Regions from separate parts of the Homo sapiens genome. Here region 2 is linked to region 1. A link is a contact called in ENCODE Hi-C data. All regions are on one chromosome and are shown on one strand. Each heading gives the region's core, a stretch centred on a gene start or an enhancer-like site at or near the end of the contact. The rest is flanking DNA. Distances are from core to core; before and after follow the strand shown. Region 1 holds the start of MATN1-AS1 (MATN1 antisense RNA 1). Region 2 holds the start of LITATS1 (lncRNA induced by TGF-beta and antagonizes TGF-beta signaling 1).

Region 1 (4,163 bases), core at 1,159-3,658:
CTTACAATCATTTCAGTTTAGTTGACCTTGGTTCCCGACCAGTCTGAGCCCCTTGAAGACATTGCAGACAGGCCAGATGCTTATGGGAGGAGTGAAGGTGTGGCCTCCGCCACCAGCCTGCCTGGGTTCACGCCCTGCTCCACCATACTAGCTGTGCCACCCCGAGCAAGTGACGTCATGTCACTGGTGCTCGGTTTCCTCACCTGTAAAATGGGAGTAATGATAACACCTTCTCCAAGTGCTGCTGAGGACTGAGTTCAAAAGCATAAGGCTTCCCATCATGGCATTTGATAATTTTTAATTTCATAATTCTCCGAGGGCAGGGGCTCAGAAATGGAAGGGCTGTGCTGCCACCTGTGCTGTCAGTGAGGGCTCCAGGCAGAGGGCTGAGCGTTTCCCAGGACTTGTATCCTCACTGTCATGTTCAGGGCTCAGCACAGAACCTGAGGCTAAGCCAGGTGTCCTCTGTTCCTGTGGCACCCCCACAGGCTCCAGCACTTCCCCACTGCAGCCTTCGTTAGCCCGAGTCGCCACTTCCCTGCTCAGGGCCCCAGCTCAGGGGAGGTTCTTTCTTATCCCTCCTCCATACCCCACTCTCTAGCACACAGTGGATAAATGAACATGATTCTGCTCGGAGGTGGTATCCCCATTTTACAGATGGTGAAACTGAGGCATAAGAAGCTTAAGCAACTTGCTCAGCCAATAAGTGGGAAAAGCATTCACAGAGACAACAGCATATAATCCCAGCCATTACCACCCCTTAGAGAAATGACGTATCAGGCAGCCTGTCGGTCTTGGGGCCAACTACAAGTTTCAGCACGGGGTGCTGTAGATGAAGCTGATGGTTGAGGTGGTGGAGAGGGTGAAGGAGATGGGGGTGGTGGCGTGGGGTGGGCAAGTGAGGAGAGAGCTCCTCCAGCAGGTGACACAGCGGCGCTGGGGGAGCTGGCACCAGACTCCAGGTGTTCAGCCTGGAGTTCACCTGTGGGAGGACCCAGCAAGGTGGACAATCTGAAAGCTGGGTTGCAGGGAGGGGAGTAGGGACTCGAGGAGGCAGTGGGCCTCGGGATGGCAGCGAATAGTCACAGCTAGATTTTCAGAGCCAGGAGCCCAGGCCCCTGGAGAGGAAGAGATTGTACAAAGTCACTCCCCAGGTAGCCCAGGGTAATGATGGTAAAAATAATAGTTGCCCCTTCTGGCTTCTAACCAGGAGTCATCTCACTCAACCTCACCACAACCCTTTTTACAGTTGAAGACACTGAGGCTCAGGAAGGTGACCTGTAGCTTGTGGAGCTGCATTTCTAAACACGGCCTGTCTCAACTGCCTGTCATCAGGACAGGGTGTCAGGACCTGGGGCTAAGGATGGGACCCAGGAATCAGAAACAGACCCAAGTCAGAAGCAGAGAAGCAGCAAAGCGGGACTGGATGCCTAACCCAGACTGGGCAGAGCTGGGAGCGCCCTAGCCTCAGGGCGGGTGCAGACAGGGGGTCACGAAGCCGGATCTCAGTGACAGAGTCCGCCACCTCTTTCTTTCCAGGGTACAGACCAGAGGAGCCTAGTGGGAGGGGAGCAGGCAGATTCTTTCCCTCTCTGGCAGGGGCATGTATCATACCGGGGAGTGGAGGAGGATAAGGGCGGCATCTTTCTTGGGTTGGTCCCTTGGGCATCCACATGGGAGTGGCCCTCCGTCGGTTCCCTGGTCCAGGGTCCCCGGTCTTACCGGGACAAGGACAGCAAGACGGGAGACGGCAGCCCCATCCCTTAGCTTCGGCTGCCATCTGGTGGCCAAAGCGCAGAACTGCACCATGTGGAACCACCGGATCCCCCCACCCAGCCCCGGCCGGGCCTCCCGGGGGCACGAGGGGCGTGGCACGACTCCCACAGCCATCAGCCTGAGGACCCTGCCCTCAGCCGCCTCAGTCTGAGGGGAAGGCATGGCCCTGACCTTAGAGACCCCAATTTGGCGATGGGGCATCACATCCCTCCGGGCATCTCAGAGCTGCCTGCCCGAGGGAGGCGAAGCAGATGGAAAGCCCCCCAGCCACGTCTCTCAGTCAGAGGAAACGGGTCTCCTCTTCGGCCAGCCGGGTCCTCTTCCCCCGGGTGCCGCCTGGCTGTGCGACCCGGCAGTCCTCCCGCCTCTCCGGGCCTCAGCCTCCTCTCCTGGACAGTCCCGTGGGCTTCCGGGAGCCCGGTGTCACACCGCCCCGCGTGTCGCAGGTGGTCATCGTGGTGACAGACGGGAGGCCCCAGGACAGCGTGCAGGACGTGTCTGCGCGGGCCCGGGCCAGCGGCGTCGAGCTGTTCGCCATCGGAGTGGGCAGCGTGGACAAGGCCACGCTGCGGCAGATCGCCAGCGAGCCGCAGGACGAACACGTCGATTACGTGGAGAGCTACAGCGTCATCGAGAAGCTGTCCAGGAAGTTCCAGGAGGCCTTCTGCGGTGCGCGGGCAGGCGGGGGCGGAGCCAGGGCAGGGGCGGAGAAGGGGAGAGCGGCGGGGCGGGGCCAGGGCTGGAGGCGGGACCGAGGCTGAGGCGCAGACGGAGCCAGCGCCGGCGCAGGGCAGGGGCGGGGCCGGGGGGGGGGCAGAGGCGGAGACGGGAGAGAGATAGAATGTCAGTGCCGGGGCGGGGCCGGGGAGGAGCCGGGGGCGGAGGCGGAGACGGAGAGAGTCAGCGCCGGGGCGGGGCAAGGGTGGGGCCAGGGCAGGGGCGGAGACGGAGAGAGCGGCGGGGCGGGGCCAGAGCAGGCAGGGGGCGGGGCCAGGGCAGGGGCGAAGACGGAGACAGTCAGTGCCAGGGCGGGACCGGGGCGGAGGCGGAGAGAGTCGGCTCCAGGGGCAGGGCCAGGGCTGAGCGGGACGAGGCCGTGGCAGGCGCAGAGACTGAGAGTCCGCGCTGAGGCGGGCCAAGGCTAGGGGCGGAGCCAGCGCTAAAGTGAAGACAGAAAAAGTCAGCGTCGGGGGGCGGGGCCACATCAGAGGGCGGGGCCTGGCTGGGGCGGTAGCCTATAAAACGGCGGGAACTGAGTTACACGGCAACATCAGGGCGGGGCCAGGGCTAGGGACACGGCTTAGGTGGATTGGGGGTGGAACCTGGATTAGACTGAGGTGGTGCCAGCACCAGGGGTGGGGCCGTAGCTGGGGCGGAGCCTGATAACGGAGGAGGGTCTCCAGCCCCAGGTTAAGGGAGTTGGGGAGAGGCGATGTTAAGAGTCCTTTTATGGCCGGGCGCGGTGGCTCACGCCTGTAATCCCAGCACTTTGAGAGGCCGAGGCGGGCGGATCACGAAGTCAGGAGATCGAGACCATCCTGGCCAACATGGTGAAACCGGTCTCTACTAAAAATACAAAAAATTAGCCGGGCGTTGTTGCGGGCGCCTGTAGTCCCAGCTACTCGGGAGGCTGCGCCAGGAAAACGGCGTGAACCCGGGAAGCGGAGCTTGCAGTGAGCCGAGATCGTGCCACTGCACTCCAGCCTGGGCGACAGAGCGAGACGACTCCGTCTCAAAAAAAAAACAAAACAAAAAAAAAAACCGCACACACAAAAAACAACAGAGCCCTTTTATGTGGCAGAATCCTGGCAGGGACCAAGGAGGGCCCAGAGCTCAGGAAGGAGAGCTCCCAGAAAACCTACACATGTTTCTGTGTCGTGAGTTTTGGGTGCCAGAGTTTTCTGTGATGCGGGAGAGTCTGAGAGGCCTGGGCACTGGCAGGAGAAGGTTCAGAGCCCTTCTCGGAGGGGAGGTGTGTGTGTGGGTCTTTGGGATGTGACCCGCAGGGGCAGGGTGTCCAGTAGGACAGGATCAGGGTTAGGGCAGGGACTTTACCCATTTGTAAAATGGGTCTAAGAAGAGCATGCACGTTATTGAGAGGATCCAGTGAGATAATGCAAAATGTAACCCTCATTATATGGTATTTGACAGATAGGTGCTGTGTTCATTGTATGCTGTTCTAGACACTTGGGTGTCTTGATACAGCAGTGAACTAAACAGACTAAAGGCCCTAACCCTTGGCCTTTACCTTTTTAGTGAGACTTTTCATTCTTATCATCAGCATTATAACCTTCTTCAGGGATCTAGGCACTGGTGCAATGATTCCAGACGTGGGCTGAGAGTCGGGGGCCTGGGCCCCAGTATGTTGGAGATCTTAGTTTCCCTGA
Region 2 (4,111 bases), core at 360-2,859, 6.8 Mb before region 1:
GAAGTCACTTCTTCCAGCCCACCAGAGCTGCAGAGACAGTCATCCTTCCATGTGTCCTGGCCACAGGAGAGATGCGAACCTCATGTGTCCTGGCCACAGAAGTGACACTTACCTCATGGCCACGTTGCTCCCATCGATGACCACTGGTCTCAGGTCGCTGCCCTCCTTTTCCTCTTCTGGGAGTGGAGGCTCCAGGTTGGGAGCCTTAGGGGTGCCACCACCCCGCGGGACTAGAGGGAGCTGAGGGCAGGGGTCCGGTGAGGTCTGGCGCTCCCGCTCGGTGGCTGTCCCGTGTTTCACCAGCTCACCCAGCACCGTGTTGGTGTCTGCCTGGACGCCCAGCTTCTGCAGGACGCTGTGGATCTCCGTGGATGAATAGCCCAGCTTCCGGAAGAAGTCCACCTTCATCTGCAGTTCCAGGGCCGAGGCCTCCTCAGCGGCCAGCTCTTGACCCGGCCTTGGGGTGCCCTGACGGCTGTGGCTGTCCTCAAATTCCCACAGACTCATGGTGGGGCTGGCTTCCAGGACAGGCTTCTCTCCACAGGGGCCACTCATAGCTCAGACTCCTGGAAGGCCCCGCGCCACAGCTCCTACTGAACAACCAACAGGGTTAGGGACGGTGAATAGCGCTCTCTCCTAACCTCCCTCCCAAAACCACATCCAGCAGGATGAGGGATTGGTGGCACTACACACTGCATCGTGTTATTAGTTCAGGTTGTCCTCTCAAAAGCTCTCCCAGCTAGGCATTCCCATTCCCATTCTATAAAGGGAGAAACTGAGGCACAGACATTAAAAACGTGCTCAAGGTCATCCAGCTGTTAGCTGGTGGCTCGAAGATCGGAACTTAGTCTGAACTAAGACTGGAACTACCCCAGCTGTAAAGCCTCGAACCCCCACGCCAACCCAGGGGACCCAGAAGGCAGGGACGGGGCTCTCAGATGGAATCCTGGGGCTGGAAGTGCGTTGCGGGGCCCAAGGCTTCCCCACTGAGGCCACCACTTTCGCCCACCCGTCCGGCACTCAGAGCTCAGGCCCAGGCAGCGCAAGGCCCATGGCCGGACTCCCGGAGCCGGGGAGGGCAAGTTTCTGGGGTGACCCGTGGGGAGAAAAGTTGCTGGAAAACTTTGGTTGGCTGCCGGGAGCTGGTGACGCCGAGGCTGTCCCGGCCCGAGACCCGCGCTTGCTCGGCCCGCGATCCCGATCAGGAACCTGGTGCTCTTCCCCGGCTCTCCCAACTTGGGCAAAGTTGGAGGGGTCCTGAGGCCCGGCGGGCCGGGGAACAGGACCCCGACCCTTCCGTCCCCTCCCCTCTCCACCCCTCCCGTCCCCTCCCGTCCCCTCCCCTCGGCTCGGCTCGGACCCCGCCGGAGCGCTCCCTGCCGCTTCCCCGCCGAGGCCCGCACCCTCCCCGCCGCGCCTCACCCCGCCATGCGCCAGCGGCGGCCGGCGGCGTCTCCATGGGGCCGAGTCCTGGGGGTAAGGACGGCGGCGCCTTTATATGGGGCGGCGCGCGGGCAGGTGGTGGTGAGGCACTGACGCGGAAGCGGGCAAGGGGCGGGGCCGTCCCGGGAGACCGCCCCGGGGGCGGGGCTGCCTCGCCCCTTCCTGCTCCGCTCCTCGCGTCGCGGCCCCGCCCCCGCGGCCGCTGCGCGCCGGACGGGGCCCAAGCGGGGGTCGGAGCCTCAAGGCTGCGGCGGCGACGAGCTCCGAGCGGGACACTGAACGGCCCGTATGCGCAAGATAAGCACGGACTGAATCAGGTACACGCACCTGCCGGGGACGCACTGACCGAGGTGCGGACGGCGGTACCAGGACAGGTAAAGCCGCGAACACTCGGACCTAAGAACTTGACAGGTACACCCTGCCTGATGAAGCTACGTACGGCCAGGTGCGCATCGAGTGAATCAGGTACGCGGAGGTTGGTCCACGCACCTTGGAGGCAGGTCCATGGTTATAGACAGGTACATCCAGACAGGCACTTTTCAGATGGAGTCAGGCCCCCTCAAGACACACTGTGCTTAAAGCCGTCACACAGAGGTTGGCCACCCCCGGGGCCAGGTACACTTTTCCTGAAATCTGTACTTTACTAGGACCAAAAGGCAGGTTCAGTCAGCAGATGCACAATGACCGAGGCAGAAAACCAGGCAAAAGAGGGCCATTTACCCCAATCACCACATGAATACTGTCCACACAAGAATACTGTCACCCATACCGCAGAACTCACTGAGCGCCCCCACTGGAGGAGCACCCTTGCTCCATGAAGATGCTTTTAGTTTCCCAGGTCAGACCTGATCCCTCGCATGAGCACAGCACTTTACAGGCTTACACTCACGGGCTTACAGACAGAGGTCATTATGCTGATGTTACCCTTGAGAAATTCTGCAAAGGCTAAACTGCCCCAGCTGGAAAGACTCGAACCAGGATGGAGAGCTCCTATTCTAGTGCTCCTATTATTTGCCATTTTTGTGAACCACGAGTGACTGAGGGCAGAGGGGAGCCTGGCTTCCTATGTGTGTGTGTGTGTGTGCGTGCGTGTGTGTGAGTGAGAGAGAGAGAGAGAAAACACAGAGCCCACACGCTGGAGGACAGAGCCACATGCCACCAGTGCTTACTATGTGCCAGTCCTTTGTTACATTCTCTCTACCTCATCATAGGCATGTATCCTATAAGTGCTAGTGTTATAATAAATACTTGTTTATTGTAAAAGACACCATAGACACAACTGTACATGTACAGCTTAAAGAATAATAGTAATAATAAAAAAGCCATGTATCCATCACCTAACTTAAAAAATAGACCAGTGCCAGTACCTTGAGGCCCTCTGGGTGCCCCCATCACAGCCTCCTGCCCACATCCTGAAGAACTAGTTTCCTGAACTTTAATTGTGCTAGTCATTCTCTTGCTTTTTCTTGTAGTTTTACCACCTCTGTATGCATCCCTAAGTGGGATATTGTATAGTTTTGCTATTTTTTACTTTGTGTAAACGGAGTCATTCCATAATTATGTGACTTCCTTTTTCATACAGCATTATATTTTTAAAAATCCATTTTGATTGCCTGCATACCTGTAATTTATTTTACTACTGAATAGTGTCCCATTTTATGAATATACCACTGGTTACTTATTCAGTCACCTGCTGTTGGATGTTGTTTCTAGGATTTTTTTTCTATTACAAAGACTGTGCTTTGGATATTCTTGTATGTATCTTAATGAAATTGTACAGTGGAGGAAATGGATGTTCAGAGATTCAGAAAGGTGAAGTCACCTGCTCAGGCTCTGGGGGCTGGTGGAGCTGGAACTCATGTAGCTCTCTCCAAGGCAGTCCATCTCCCCATCCACACCTGCTTGTTCGGGAGGCCACCAAAGACCCCAGGGAGGCAGGCGTGTACGTCTCTATCTGGACCCTGAGGCTGTTCCTCTGGGCTTGCTTGCTCTTACCTAGCGGTGTTCCTGCTTTGTTGCCTGGTCATCTTTGAAGACCCCAAAGTGTCCCCTTCTCTGCTCCCCAGGCACAGCAGCTCCAGGGGCTTGGCAACCCAAGGAGAGAGGAAACACAAGGCCCCCTGCTGCATGCCAGCTCACATCCCATGCTGGGCACCTCACATGCTTGCTGTCACTCCAGCTGAGTGCGGTGCCGGCGGCACCCCTAACCTCACAACAGTCCCTTTTACAGATGAGAAGAGCTCAGTTATGTTAAGCATTTATTCGCTATAGCAACTACCTTTAAGATAGTAAAAACATTAAGTGATGTGTCCAGGTTAATAATGATAATGACAATACTAATCAATCATAGAGATAATGCCTCCCATTTATAGAGTGCTCACTGGGTGGCAGGCACCAGCTAGCGCCTTGCAGACACTTTCGGGCCTCTGCTCTGCTTCTTCCTTGGCTTGGAGTGCCCTTCCCTCTCTCCCACCCAGCTGCTTCCTAGCCAGTTCCATTCATCTTTTGGATGATGTCACCTCCTCTGTGAGGCCAGCCAAGACTCCTTTGATGCTGGTTGTACCCTCCTAAGTGTCCCCACAACACCCTGCCTATGTCCCAACGTGTTAGATTGTCTTTGCCAGCCTGAGACCTCCTCTGGAGCTGCAACAAGACCAGACTCTGCTCC

Evidence for each region. A loop is a pair of places that touch in the nucleus more often than their neighbours do. Pooled maps may share reads with other maps.
Region 2: a loop to region 1 is called in a map of naive thymus-derived CD4-positive, alpha-beta T cell, with 21 times the contacts of the local background. The contact joins the promoter of LITATS1 here to the promoter of MATN1-AS1 in region 1. A Hi-C loop is called at or near these places in 2 of 168 maps with a recorded cell type or tissue (CD4-positive, alpha-beta memory T cell and naive thymus-derived CD4-positive, alpha-beta T cell) and 8 of 50 pooled maps.

What each region holds. Positions count from the first base shown.
Region 1 is chr1:30,717,017-30,721,179 of GRCh38, reverse strand. It overlaps MATN1-AS1 (MATN1 antisense RNA 1), which reads right to left and starts at 2,408. Exons shown (of 4, transcript NR_034182.1): 1 at 1,615-2,408. MATN1 (matrilin 1) reads left to right here. Exons shown (of 8, transcript NM_002379.3): 3 at 2,223-2,445. RefSeq lists silencers at 1,796-1,885, 2,446-2,965, 3,006-3,185 and enhancers at 1,543-2,118, 2,216-2,385.
Region 2 is chr1:37,471,941-37,476,051 of GRCh38, reverse strand. LITATS1 (lncRNA induced by TGF-beta and antagonizes TGF-beta signaling 1) reads left to right here and starts at 1,609. Exons shown (of 3, transcript NR_038842.1): 1 at 1,609-1,908. ZC3H12A (zinc finger CCCH-type containing 12A) reads right to left here and starts at 1,472. Exons shown (of 6, transcript NM_025079.3): 1 at 1,423-1,472; 2 at 113-593. The coding sequence starts at 555. RefSeq lists an enhancer at 528-627 and silencers at 1,278-1,737, 2,198-2,297.